Linked DNA regions of Homo sapiens: regions 1 and 3 are each linked to region 2. Evidence: chromatin contacts called from ENCODE Hi-C or POLR2A ChIA-PET data. All regions are on one chromosome and are shown on one strand. Each heading gives the region's core, a stretch centred on a gene start or an enhancer-like site at or near the end of the contact. The rest is flanking DNA. Distances are from core to core; before and after follow the strand shown.

What was found. Hi-C counts contacts between places; a loop is a spot of excess contacts on that map. ChIA-PET counts read pairs that join two places held with the same protein, here RNA polymerase II (POLR2A). Pooled maps may share reads with other maps.
Region 1: a map of posterior vena cava shows a loop between it and region 2 (2.2-fold over the local background). The contact joins two enhancer-like sites. A Hi-C loop is called at or near these places in 17 of 168 maps with a recorded cell type or tissue (CD4-positive, alpha-beta T cell, HepG2, K562 and 13 more), 5 of 37 single-sample maps with no recorded cell type and 14 of 50 pooled maps. POLR2A ChIA-PET finds 5 or more read pairs at or near these places in 2 of 52 experiments (H1 and OCI-LY7).
Region 3: a loop to region 2 is called in a map of PC-3, with 4 times the contacts of the local background. The contact joins two enhancer-like sites. A Hi-C loop is called at or near these places in 3 of 168 maps with a recorded cell type or tissue (PC-3, PC-9 and endothelial cell of hepatic sinusoid) and 1 of 50 pooled maps. POLR2A ChIA-PET finds 5 or more read pairs at or near these places in 4 of 52 experiments (H1, PC-9, WTC11 and 1 more).

Annotation. Positions count from the first base shown.
Region 1 is chr3:14,378,106-14,381,857 of GRCh38, reverse strand. No RefSeq gene overlaps it. Among named protein-coding and RNA genes, the nearest start is that of SLC6A6, 23 kb to the left of the region's middle. Within about 2 kb of position 1,822, at least 2 of the 41 ENCODE cell types and tissues checked have a DNase peak (open chromatin) inside an H3K27ac peak, as active enhancers do.
Region 2 is chr3:14,265,051-14,268,693 of GRCh38, reverse strand. No RefSeq gene overlaps it. Among named protein-coding and RNA genes, the nearest start is that of LINC01267, 86 kb to the left of the region's middle. RefSeq lists an enhancer at 1,359-1,998. Within about 2 kb of position 2,258, at least 3 of the 41 ENCODE cell types and tissues checked have a DNase peak (open chromatin) inside an H3K27ac peak, as active enhancers do.
Region 3 is chr3:14,334,123-14,337,922 of GRCh38, reverse strand. No RefSeq gene overlaps it. Among named protein-coding and RNA genes, the nearest start is that of LINC01267, 17 kb to the left of the region's middle. RefSeq lists an enhancer at 2,575-2,744. Within about 2 kb of position 1,907, at least 5 of the 41 ENCODE cell types and tissues checked have a DNase peak (open chromatin) inside an H3K27ac peak, as active enhancers do.

The DNA of each region.
Region 1 (3,752 bases), core at 573-3,072, 110 kb before region 2:
TGGAGAATAGGGTTTGAGGCCACCAGCTGTTCCCCACACCTGCTGGAAGGCCCAGATGCAAAAGAGCCTCACCATCTCCAAGTTTCAGAAATGCACTATGTCCACCCCTGGCCTTGTCTTCCAGTGGCCGCCCCCTTTCCTCTTGGCCAAGAGAACTCTTATTTAGGGGGAGGGGTAATAGGCACCACCACAGGGGACCTATCTGTATTGGTTCAGCAGTACCAGCCATCCCATTCTCTGTGGCCAACAACAGGCCTGTGGTGGGCATGGGACTAGGTTCTGGCCAATGAGACATAAGAGAAAGTCTGCGTGGGGCCTTTTGGGAAAGATTTCCCATCTGGAGAAAAGAGGGATTCCTCTTTGTGCAGGGGGAGCATCCATTTCCCCACTTCTCCCAGCTCCAGGGTTGACCAGTGAGAAAGTTATGTGCGTGCGTGCCTGCATGCGTGACTGTGTGTATATGTGTGTGCCTGTGTGTGCATGTGTGCCTGTGTGTGTGTAGGGAGGTTTTGGGGGCAGGGAGAACGAGGGAGAGATTGAAGGGGCTGAGATCAGAGGAGGCAGGGGCTGGATGACATAGCCTCACAGGCCATAGCCAGGACCTTAAATTTTATTCATTGTACCCTCAACCCTTTTTAATAAAAATGTCCTAAAATATAGAAAAATTTAAAGACTATAGAATAAGCACTCATATATACCCAACCTAGGTTCCACCACTGTTCATATTTTGGTGCATTGCCCTTTTTTTGCCTAGCCATTGGAAGGTAACTTGCAAACTTCGTGCCTCCTACTTCTACATATTGTTCATGTGTCTTTTAAAGGCAAGGTTGTTCCTCCATCTAAGCAAAATACCATTATTACCAGAGAAAATCAAATTCAAATACCTCCCTAATAGTCAACCCATATTCAAATCCCAAAATGTTTCAGATACCTGGGTTAGCTGGTGGACTTCCTTCCTCCCTCCCTCCCTCCCTCATTTCCTTCCTTCCTTCCTCCCCTGCTCCCTCCCTCCCTTCCTTCCTTTCCTCCTCTCTCTCTTCCTTCCTCCATCCCTCCCTTCTTTCCTTCCTTCCTTCTTCGCTGTCTTATTCCCTCCCTTCATTTCTTTCCTAGGATCTAGTGAAAATTTACATGTTGCACTTGATTGCTATGTCACTTTAAATTCTTTTAAACTCAGATAGTCTCCCACTCATTATCCTTGACATTGACTTTTTATTTGATTTATTTTATTTTGAGATAGGGTCTCACTCTGTCACCCAGGCTGGAGTGCAGTGCTGCGATCACAGCTCACTGCAGCATCACACTCCTAGACTCAAGCCATCCTCCCGCCTTAGCCTCCTAGGAAGCTGGGGCTACAGGTGTGCACCATCATGCTTGGGTAATTTTTTTTTTTTTTTGAGACAGAGTCACACTCTGCTGCCCACGATGAAGTGCAGTGGCACAATCTCAGCTCACTGCAACCTCCACCTCTGGGGTTCAAGCGATTCTCCTGTCTCAGTCTCCTGAGTAGCTAAGATTACAGTGCCTGCCACCATGCCTGGCTAATTTTTGTATTTTTAGTAGAGACGGGGTTTCACCATGTTGGCCAGGCTGGTCTCAAACTCCTGACCTCAGGTGATCCACCCGCCTCGGCCCCGCAAAGTGCTGGCATTACAGGCGTGAACAACCATGCCCAGCCAATTTTTTGTTTTTAAATTGTTTGTGGGCCAGGTGCAGCGGCTCATGCCTGTAATCCCAGCACTGTGAGAGGCAGAGACAGGTGGATCACTTGAGTCCAGGAGCTCAAGACCAGCCTGGGCAACATGACGAAACCACGTCTCTACAACAAATACAAAATTTAGCCGGGCGTGATGGTGCATGCCTGTAGCCTCAGCTACTTGAGAGGCTGAGGTGGGAGGATCACTCGAGCCCAGGAGGTGGGGGTGGCAGGGAGCTGAGACTGTGCCATTGCACTCCAGCCTGGGCAACAGAGCAAGACCACTGTCTCAAAAAAAAAAAAAAAAAGATCTGGGCTCAAGCGATCCTTCTGCCTCAGCCTCCAATGAACCACTGCACCTGGCCCTGACATAGACTTTTTAAAAAGCTTATTTATTTGATTATTTTTTAAAAATATTGAGATGTGCCAGACATATAGGGAACAAATCTTAAATGTGCAGCTCAGGAATTTGTACATGTGTAATCACCCAGATCAAGATACAGAACATTTCCAGCCTCCCAGAAGGTCCTTCTGGCTCCTGCCAGGCAATCCCTACCCCCGCCTGAGGCACCCACAGATCCTCATTTCTATCAGCACAGATTGGTTTAGGCTGTCCTAGAACTTCATGGAAATGGAACATGCAGTGTGTACACTGTGTCCAAGGCCTCTTTTGCTCAGACAAAGTGAGCGCTTCTCCACATTGTGGAGTGTGTCCTGCAGCCTTTTGAGCTGAACCGTAGGCACTCTGTAGATGAAGCACAGTTTACCCATTCTCCCACTGAGGGCTATTTGGGGTGTGTTTGGCAACTGTGACTCTAAAGAAGAGTCCAGGACAGTTGTGGTATCTGATGGTTTCCTTACAGTGACTTTTAATGGGTTCTGCCTCCCTGACTTTATATAAAGAGAAATGCCTTGAATAAGTTGAGCCCAAGTGTGGCTGTGTCTTCCTTATATCTCATGCCACCAAGAGGCCCAAAATGTCAGGTGGTCCCAATGATTTCAGATTGGTCATGTGGTGACCCCCCAGATCTCTCCACTCTAAAGGCAAGTTTTCATTTTTATGTCAAGGTCAGTGGAGGGTTTCGAGCAGCCAAGACATGATCTGATTTATCATTTGTAGAGACCCTGCTGAGCTCCATTTGCAGAATGGATTGTAAGGCTCGGGGCAAGGTCAGGAGCAGGAAGACCTGTGAGGAGCCTACTGCACCAGTTCCAGCAGGCGATGATGGTTCCACAGTGAAGTGGCTGGGTTCTGAGTAGTATGGTGCTACTCCTAGCACCTGCATACAGAAGGAGCTCAGTCAATGTTAGTTGCCTGAGCTGATCTTCCAGAGGATGGAGATCATGGCCAGTTCACCTTTGTGTGCCCAGCCTGGGGCCTGGCAGAGAAGATGTGCTGGTCCTACTTGGGTGTGCTTGCATTCGGGGAAACCTTGGCTTATCAGGTTTGACGCCGAGATACAGAAACAGAACAAATGGTGACCAGGCAGGCCTTGCAGCAGCTTCTGATTAGGAACATGCTCAACCCCTCCTTTCTGAACACTATGAATCACTGGGGAGGCCCAGTGTCTCTCCTCTGCCTTTAGGGAGCACTATGCATGTCACCCCAGAGTGACAAACAATGTCTGCCTCTTGGGAACACAAAGTTCCCAGCTGGGGGCTGGAACAGAGAACTCTCTCCCCTGCCTAGGGCTCAGGCTTACACCTCCCTGCCTTTGTCTGGGAGGTGAGGATCAGGCCTCTGCGGCCCTGTGTGTGATCTTTACTTGGCTGGCCATCCTCTAGCAACCTGGGGCAGCCTCTGCCTGAAATCCTGCTGGCCCCAAGGGACATGGTTGGAGCTCAGGTTTTTCATATCAGTTACCTATCACTGTGTAACAAATTGCCCCAAACAGAAAGACTCAAAACCATAACTCTTTGTTATATTCTGTGGTCAGGAATTTGGGAGTGGCTTAGCTGGGTGTTTCTGCTTGGGGGTGTGGGGTGGTCTCTCATGGGTCACTGTCAAGGTGTCAGAGGGGGCTGCTGCCATCAGGAGGCTTGCCTGGGGCCAGAG
Region 2 (3,643 bases), core at 1,009-3,508:
TTGAAGGGTCAGCTCAGTAAGGAGAGGGAAAGTAGCCTAGGGACAAGGATTTTATCAGGAAGTCAATATTTTGTTAAGCTCAAGGGAGGCTCTACACACACACACACACACACACACACACACACACACAATTAATGGGGCAGGGAGGGCACTGGGCTGAGGTTGGCCAGGCCTGGGAATTGACGTCTTCTTCACCTGTGTTATAACAACAGCAACAAGGGGTAGGCATCACAGCCTCCACAACCGTGGACACTCACCGCAGGCCAGGCACTCAGCCAAGCACCTCTCAGGGGTTAACTCACGTTATCCTCTCAACAATGTCACTGTACAGAGGAGGAAGCTGAGGCACAGAGAGGCAAAGAGACTTGCCCAAGGCCCTACCTGACTTTGTAGCCCTCTAACACCTCAGGCCTCCTGACCAGCCCCAGGCCCTGGACGCTGAGGTGACAGGACACAGGGGTGGAGCAGCAGGATGGGCGGATGACAAATGTCTTGAGCACTTGCTTGGCCTCGGGCACAGACTCACTCATGGATCCTGCTGGGGAAGGGCAGGCAGACAGCACACAGGGCCACCCAATGGCAAAGATGACTGTCAAAGAGGCAGATGTGAGCAGCCCTGGGCTGGGGCAGGGGAGGCGGGAGTGATCTAGTGAGCTGGGAAAGGCTGGGGCTTAGAGGCAGGTATTCCCGGGTAGACCCCAGCTCCCACCTTGGCAGATGGCTCCTGTCTCTACTTGCCTTCTGATTCCTTCTTTAAAATGAGGAGCATTGCAACACCTGCTCCCGACCCAGGCTGCTGCCAGGCTCCAGGGCTCAGGCAGGGGACAGCAGGAGCTGCAGAAAGCCAGCTGGCTTCAAAACCTGAGAACGGCCCAGACCCCTGTCAGCAGGTGTCAGGGGAACTTGTGACACACCCATGCACGGAATATCATGTAGCTAGGAACAAGAGCAATTACAGTCACACGCAGCGTGGGATCTCCAAGAGTGATGAGCAAAAGAAACCAGGGAAGGAAAAGTACAGACTGGACCACCTCATTTACATGGAGTTTCAACTAGGCAAAACTCACCTATGGTGTTAAAAATCAGGATCGCGGGGACCTCTGGGGAAGAGGCAGAGAGGCTTTGGGGGACGGTGGGCACAGATGTGCTCACTTTCGACAACTCTTCAAGGGGCTGGGAAGTGGTGACCCGAGACAGGGCCTCACTGACCCCCAGTTTCCTCCTCTGGGAAGAAGATTTCACAAATGGCCCTGCCTGTTGAGGGTGTCGCGAGGGTCAGATGATGGCAGGTGACTTGTGGGTGTGGAGATGCCCCATGAGAGGCCACCATGGAAATGGTGGGTCACGAATTTTTGAAGCAGAGGCCTCTGGTGGGAAGAGCTCCCAAGAGAGAGCCCCGTGTCCTCTTCTATCCACTGCCCCTGCCTCCACGGCTGGAGGCCCTGGGCAGCCCTGGTGTGCGTGGGACCTAGGGGCCTCTGCCAGCTGCCCCAGCTTCCCTGGGCCCGGCTCCCAGAACTCTCAACCAGCAAAGCCCATCCAGCCTGAGCTAGGGAAGGATTCAGGGTGGAAATCCAGAGCCGGGGGCTGAGAGGGAGGCATCTCGGGCAGGGTGGCCAAAGGCTGGGGTGGGCAGAAGCCAGTGCAACGGTAGCCTTCCTCCCTCCACTCCTCAAAGCCCCAGCAACACTGCATCTCCACTGTGTTTCCTGGGACAAGCCACGGGGCCTCGCTGATCCTCAGCCTTCTCATCCATCAGGGGTCTGTTGTGGGGGTTAAATGAGATAATCAACTATTGGTGCTGAGTAAACAGCAGCTGCAATTGTCATTTTTACTGCTATCTCATTGTGGGGAAGGCTGTCTAGGGCATAGAGATGGAGAGGCTGTGAGGGTCCAGAAGAAAGCTTAGATTCATACACTACCCTTGTATACACTTTGCAAGTGAGGAATGCAAAACCCAAGGTCAGAGGCAATTAGGCCAGGGAGCCAGGGGGGCCCCCCAAGGCCCAGCCTCCTCAGTCCCTGTACTGACATTCTCACGTGGACTGCTTCCCACATGGCCACTCTGGAAGATGTACAGAAGGCAGAGAGGCTGCGGGCCAGCCTGGAGGCGGGTGGGAGATTCCCTGGGAGAGTGCATGCGCACACACACATGCACACACACTCGCCACGGTGGGAATCCCACGTTAGTCATTCTGTTTTAGGACTGGGAGCGTAATATGGAGCCGGCTTGCGCTGGAAGAGTGGGAGACGCAGATGCACCCTCTAGAACTGCCAGAGGCTTCTGCATGACTCAGAAAACTGGAAGAGGCCCCGCTCACCACTGACTTCAACTCTTCATTTGGAAAATCTGTTCTTTTTACTTATGAAATATTTCAGACATATAGAAAAGTACAGAAAGTAATGTAACAAACACCTGTGGATTTCTCACTTGGCTCCAGTTCTTTATTTTAATTAATTCATTTTATTATTTTTTTTTAGAGACAGGGTCTCGCTCTGTTGCCCAGGATGGAGTGCAGTGGTGTAATTACAATTTGCTCCAGGTTCAAGCTCCTGGGCTCAAGCGATCCTTCTGCCTCAGTCTCTCAAGTAGCTGGGATGTCAAGTGCATGCCATCATACCTGGCTAGTTTATTTTTAATTTTTAGACGCAGGGTCTCATTATGTTGCCCAGGCTAGTCTCCAACTGGCCTCAAGCAATCCTCCTGCCTTGGCCTCCTGAGTCCCTGGGATTACAGATGTCTGCTACCACAACTAGCTCCAGCTCCAGTTCTAACAGGTTGCTGGTCCTGCTCCTCCTCCTTCACTGATCATTTTCGGGATATAGTCAGAGCCCTCAGGCAGCCCTCTCTGATTGCATTTCTGTCTTTGTCTCCCTCCCGAGGGAATTAACTCCTTGCATCTGGAGTTTACCTTCCCATATTTGTTTTCACACATACATCTGTATCTATAAACATTGGTTTTGTTTGCTCTCAAACTTAATGGGACTATGCTGGATGAGTCACCCTTCAGCTTATCGTTTTGACTCAACATCACGTTATGGAGGCTCCTGCACACGGCTGCACAGAGCGTGAATCCATTCATCTGCAGTCTGTACATAAGCCACGATGCATGAAGCCCTTCTCCCGAGGATGGACTCCTAGGCCGTCTCCAGTTGTTTGCCCTCAAGTCAGCTGAACTTGTCTTCCAGAGCACTTGTGCAGAGTTAACCTCAGAGTGCAATGGCTGGGTCACAGGGTCAGGGCGTCTTGCGCTTCCCTTGATGATGCCCAACTGCTTTCCAAGGTGGGGATGCCACTTCACACCCCCACAGCTGCATAGACATCACAGCATTCCACACTGTGAGCAGACCAAACCCTCCCTTCTTAAGTGTGTAGGCTGAGATTGTGGGGAGGCAAGGGGTCCAAGATACCAGAGTCAGGGGCAAAAGGAGCCAGTACTGGAGCCCAGGTCTACGGATGTTGCAGTTATCTATTGCTGTGTGACAAACAACCCCCATGCTTAGTAGTTTGATTTTGCTCATGAATCCACAGTTCAGGCAGGGCTTAGAGGGGAAGGCTCATCTCTGCTCTGTGTGGTGTCAGCTGTGACAGGTTGGCGGGGGGGACCATTTCCAAGATGGTGCACTCATGGCGAGTTGGGGC
Region 3 (3,800 bases), core at 658-3,157, 70 kb before region 2:
AGGATTAAATGTGATATCTGAAGCCTGCCCGGCATGCTGTAGGGGCTCAGTACAAGATGTAGATGTCAGTGCAGCAAACACATGTTTATTCCTGCCCTGTGCTGGCTGCTGTCATCTCACAGCTGGGAAGACTGAAGACCAGGAAGGATTGGGATTTTCCCAGAATCAGGGAAGTGAGTTCAAGTACGGGGGACCCTTCCTGTCCCTTAGACACATTCGAGACAACGGAGGGGTCAGGTCAGAGCACCCCCAAGTCATGCTGAAGTTCTCACTTTGACCCCTTCTCTTCCCGCCAATTGAAATCATCAGCTGTGCCTTGGGAGGAGGAGTCTTCCCCTCTCTGTGCTTCGGTTTCCTCGACTGTAAAATGTACTTCCCTCAAATGGTGGCTGTGACGATTAAGTGAGATAATGTGTGTAAGATTAAGCTCTAGAGGCTAGTATGTATGAAGTGTCCAGCACATAGGAGCTGTTGCTTCCAGCTATCAAGAGGGATGCAGAGGCAACAGTGAGAACTAAAACAGCAATCCAAAACCAGGCACACCCATCACAGTGGCTGCGAGGAGAAACACAGACAAATGGCAAGTTGGTGAAGAGGTGGAGCGACTGGAACTCTTACGTGCAGCTGGCAGGAGTATCAGACGGTATAGGCACGTTGGAAAACTTGGGCAGAACCTACCAAAGCTCAACATACACATATGCTGTGACCCAGCAATACCACCCCTAGCCGTTTACCGAACAGAAGCGTGTGCTTATGATCACCGAAGGACTTGTTCCAGAATGTGCAGCCCTGTTTGTAATAGCGCCAAGCTGGAAACAACCCACACATCTAACAACAGGAGACTGGGCAAATGGCCTGGGGTAGTTTTCTACAAGGGAATATGTGACAGCATGAGAGCGAACGAACCAGAGCAAACCAGACACAACCACCTGGGTGAATCTCACAGATGTGCAGTTGAGCAACAGCAGCCAAGCACCAAGGGGTACATGGTGCAGGATGCCATTTGTATAGAGCACAGGACAGCTACTTCTGCTTTCTGGAGTCAGAGTCAGGGGAGTGACCCCCTTGGGGGAAGGAGCATGTGGGGGCTTCCACAATGCCCGTTATATTCTGCTTCTCATTCTGGGTGACACGGGTGTGCTCAGGTTGTGAAAATGCATAAAGCTCTACATGCGTCATTTGTGCTTTTTTCTGCATGAATGTTTTACTTTGAAAAGTTTACTGAGAAATACAAGCTTATGCATTTTGCAAGAATGCGTGCAAAAGGGCAGGCATTCCACCCTGTAGACTGGTCACCTGTGCTGGCCAAGTTCGTCACCTGCATTGGCAAACAGGAAAAGAGAAGAGTAAATAAGGAAATTGGCATGGAGGGTGGTGCTTGCCTGGGCCAATGAGGATCATGTGCCTGGCACATGGCGGGGATGGGGGTGTAATTCAGTACTCAGCACTGAGGCTCAAAGGGAAAAAAATTTCTGCCCTAGGGATGGGGCTCTAGTGTGACTGATCGTTACAAGATTTAAAAAGAAAAAAGAAAAATGTAAATGCTTCTATGCCGAGGCCACACTTTCTTGCTCAACACCCCTCCTTCTGGCTTGCAGGTGTTTCCACTACTCTGCAGTTCCCAGTGTTGGGGACAGTGGACAAGTCTGGTGTTACCATGGTAACCACAGTCAATCTAATCCTAACTGCTTACCAGCACTCCTTTGTGCCAGGCACAGTACTAGACCCTTTGCACATATATTGTTTCATTTGTTCCCTCAGGTAAAAGACAGGTGGGTAATTAATCTAGCCGTGGTAAAAATAACTTGCATTTGGAGATTGACAACCTGTGCCCGAACTTGACCCTGGACAGCTGCACAGCTGTGCAAAGGTGGACACGTTCCTGGGTAGTAGCCTTCTATTTCTTGTCTGTAAACAGGGACGGTGACAATCTTGGCTGCTCAGTGCTGCCCCGAGGACTGGCCAGGCCAGGCATGCACAGTGCTCAGTGGGGTGAACCTGAGGCCCCTGTTGTTATTAGTAGGGCTGTGGTTTTGTCATTATTCCTGTTGTGAAGATGGAGAAACTGAGGCTCACAAGAGGCATTCATCTGTCCAAGCTGCCTTGGAGTGGCTGAGCTGGGGTTGAAGGCAATCATGCCAGCTTCCAACACCTCATCTTAACCCACTTGGCCAGGCTTTCCCCTCCAGGACCCCAGAGGACACACACATGCTAGACACCCACATATGGCAGGTGGGACAAGTAAGTGAAGGCCTGGCCTTAGCTATTTCCTTGGCTCTGTCTCAGGCCTGAGGCAACTGGTTCCCCTCGCCTATGGCAGGCTCTCGCAGCTCCTTCCTTGAAACTCTGGGGTGGGGGTGGGGTTCTACAGGCCTAGGATTTTTTCCTGGGGTGGGAGATGTGCCAGGCCCTGCTCTGCATGCCCTCATCCATCCCAATGACCCAGACCCTGTCTCAGCCTTGCCATTTGCTGTGGCAAGACACTCTAGCCCACTTACCGTGTCTCTCTGGGCCTCAGTGTCCTTTTCTTTAATATAAGGTTGAGCACCACACTGAAGGGTGCTGGTCTTTCAAAGTCCCTTTGGTTTCCTCTTCTGTCCCAAGAATCTTCCTCAGAGCTGAATTTGGAATTCAGCCTGCCCCAGGAGCCCAGAATGCCCCGGCCAACTTTCTGAAGATGGGGCTGGGGTTTTCATTTTAGAGAGGAGGCTACTCGCAGGAGTGGCTCCTGTGTTTCTTCCTGCAAGAAGTGCTTATGAGCATCTCCTGAGTCGGATGCAGAGATGAATAAGAGGGAGCCGTGGCCCAGATGGCTGCACCATATGAAGTGGAGGAGAACGGAGGCTTCCAGCCGCCATCAGACAGACAGACAGATGTACCCACTGCACCCAGCCCTGGGCTTGGCTCGCCTGCACTCTCTTCCCCAGTCTTACCAGGGGAGACATTGGGTAGAAGCCTTGTAATTGGAGGGAAGAGGATGTGACTGGAGACCTTGACACTGCAGGGAGACGATGCTCGCTGAGCTTTCCAAGCCTGGGATCTTTGTTCAAAGGAGATGGAGCAAAAATTATGCTAATAGAAGTAACATCAATTTTTCCAACGAGCCAGCAGTAGTACAAGTGGCTGTTGAGTGTGCATGCCTGTGTGCATGTGCATGTGTGTCTCTGTGTACGTGTGTGTGTTTGTGTGTCTGTGCGTGTGTGTGTGTGCGTGCGTGTGTGTGTGTGTGTTGAGAGATAAAGGAAGAAAACTCATCCTCATGAAGGAGATCTTTCCTTTCCTTTTAGACCTTTTGGGTTTAAAATGGCAGCATAGCCCAGTGGTCAAGGGCATAGCTTGGTGCCAGCTGTGTCCTCTCAGTGAGTCCTCAACTTCCTCGTTGCTTCAGCTGGAAGGTGGGGACACTGATGGCACTCACCTTGTTGGGTCGTCAGGGGACCCAGTGGATGGACACAGGGAAGGTGTTCCTTACAGTGCCTGGCTCCTGGGGGGGCAGCCTGAGGGTTTGCTGTTACGAATGTTAGGATTTTAGGGCAAAGGTCTCCAAACTTGAGGGAGCATATGGCCTCATGGTTGAATACTTATTTGGAAAGTACAGATGTGATTACTGAGCTAGTATCTTATGTACATTATAAAACAAACACAAAATAGAAACTAAAAGGTTCACAAATGTGTAATCTTTTCTTTACCCACCCAGTGACTGCTGCCCGGAGCTCACACTCTGGGCAGAGGGGGCTGGGCTGGGTGCCCCCATCCTGTGGGGTACCTGGCCGAAGTAACTGCAGAGCCCTCTGGGAAGT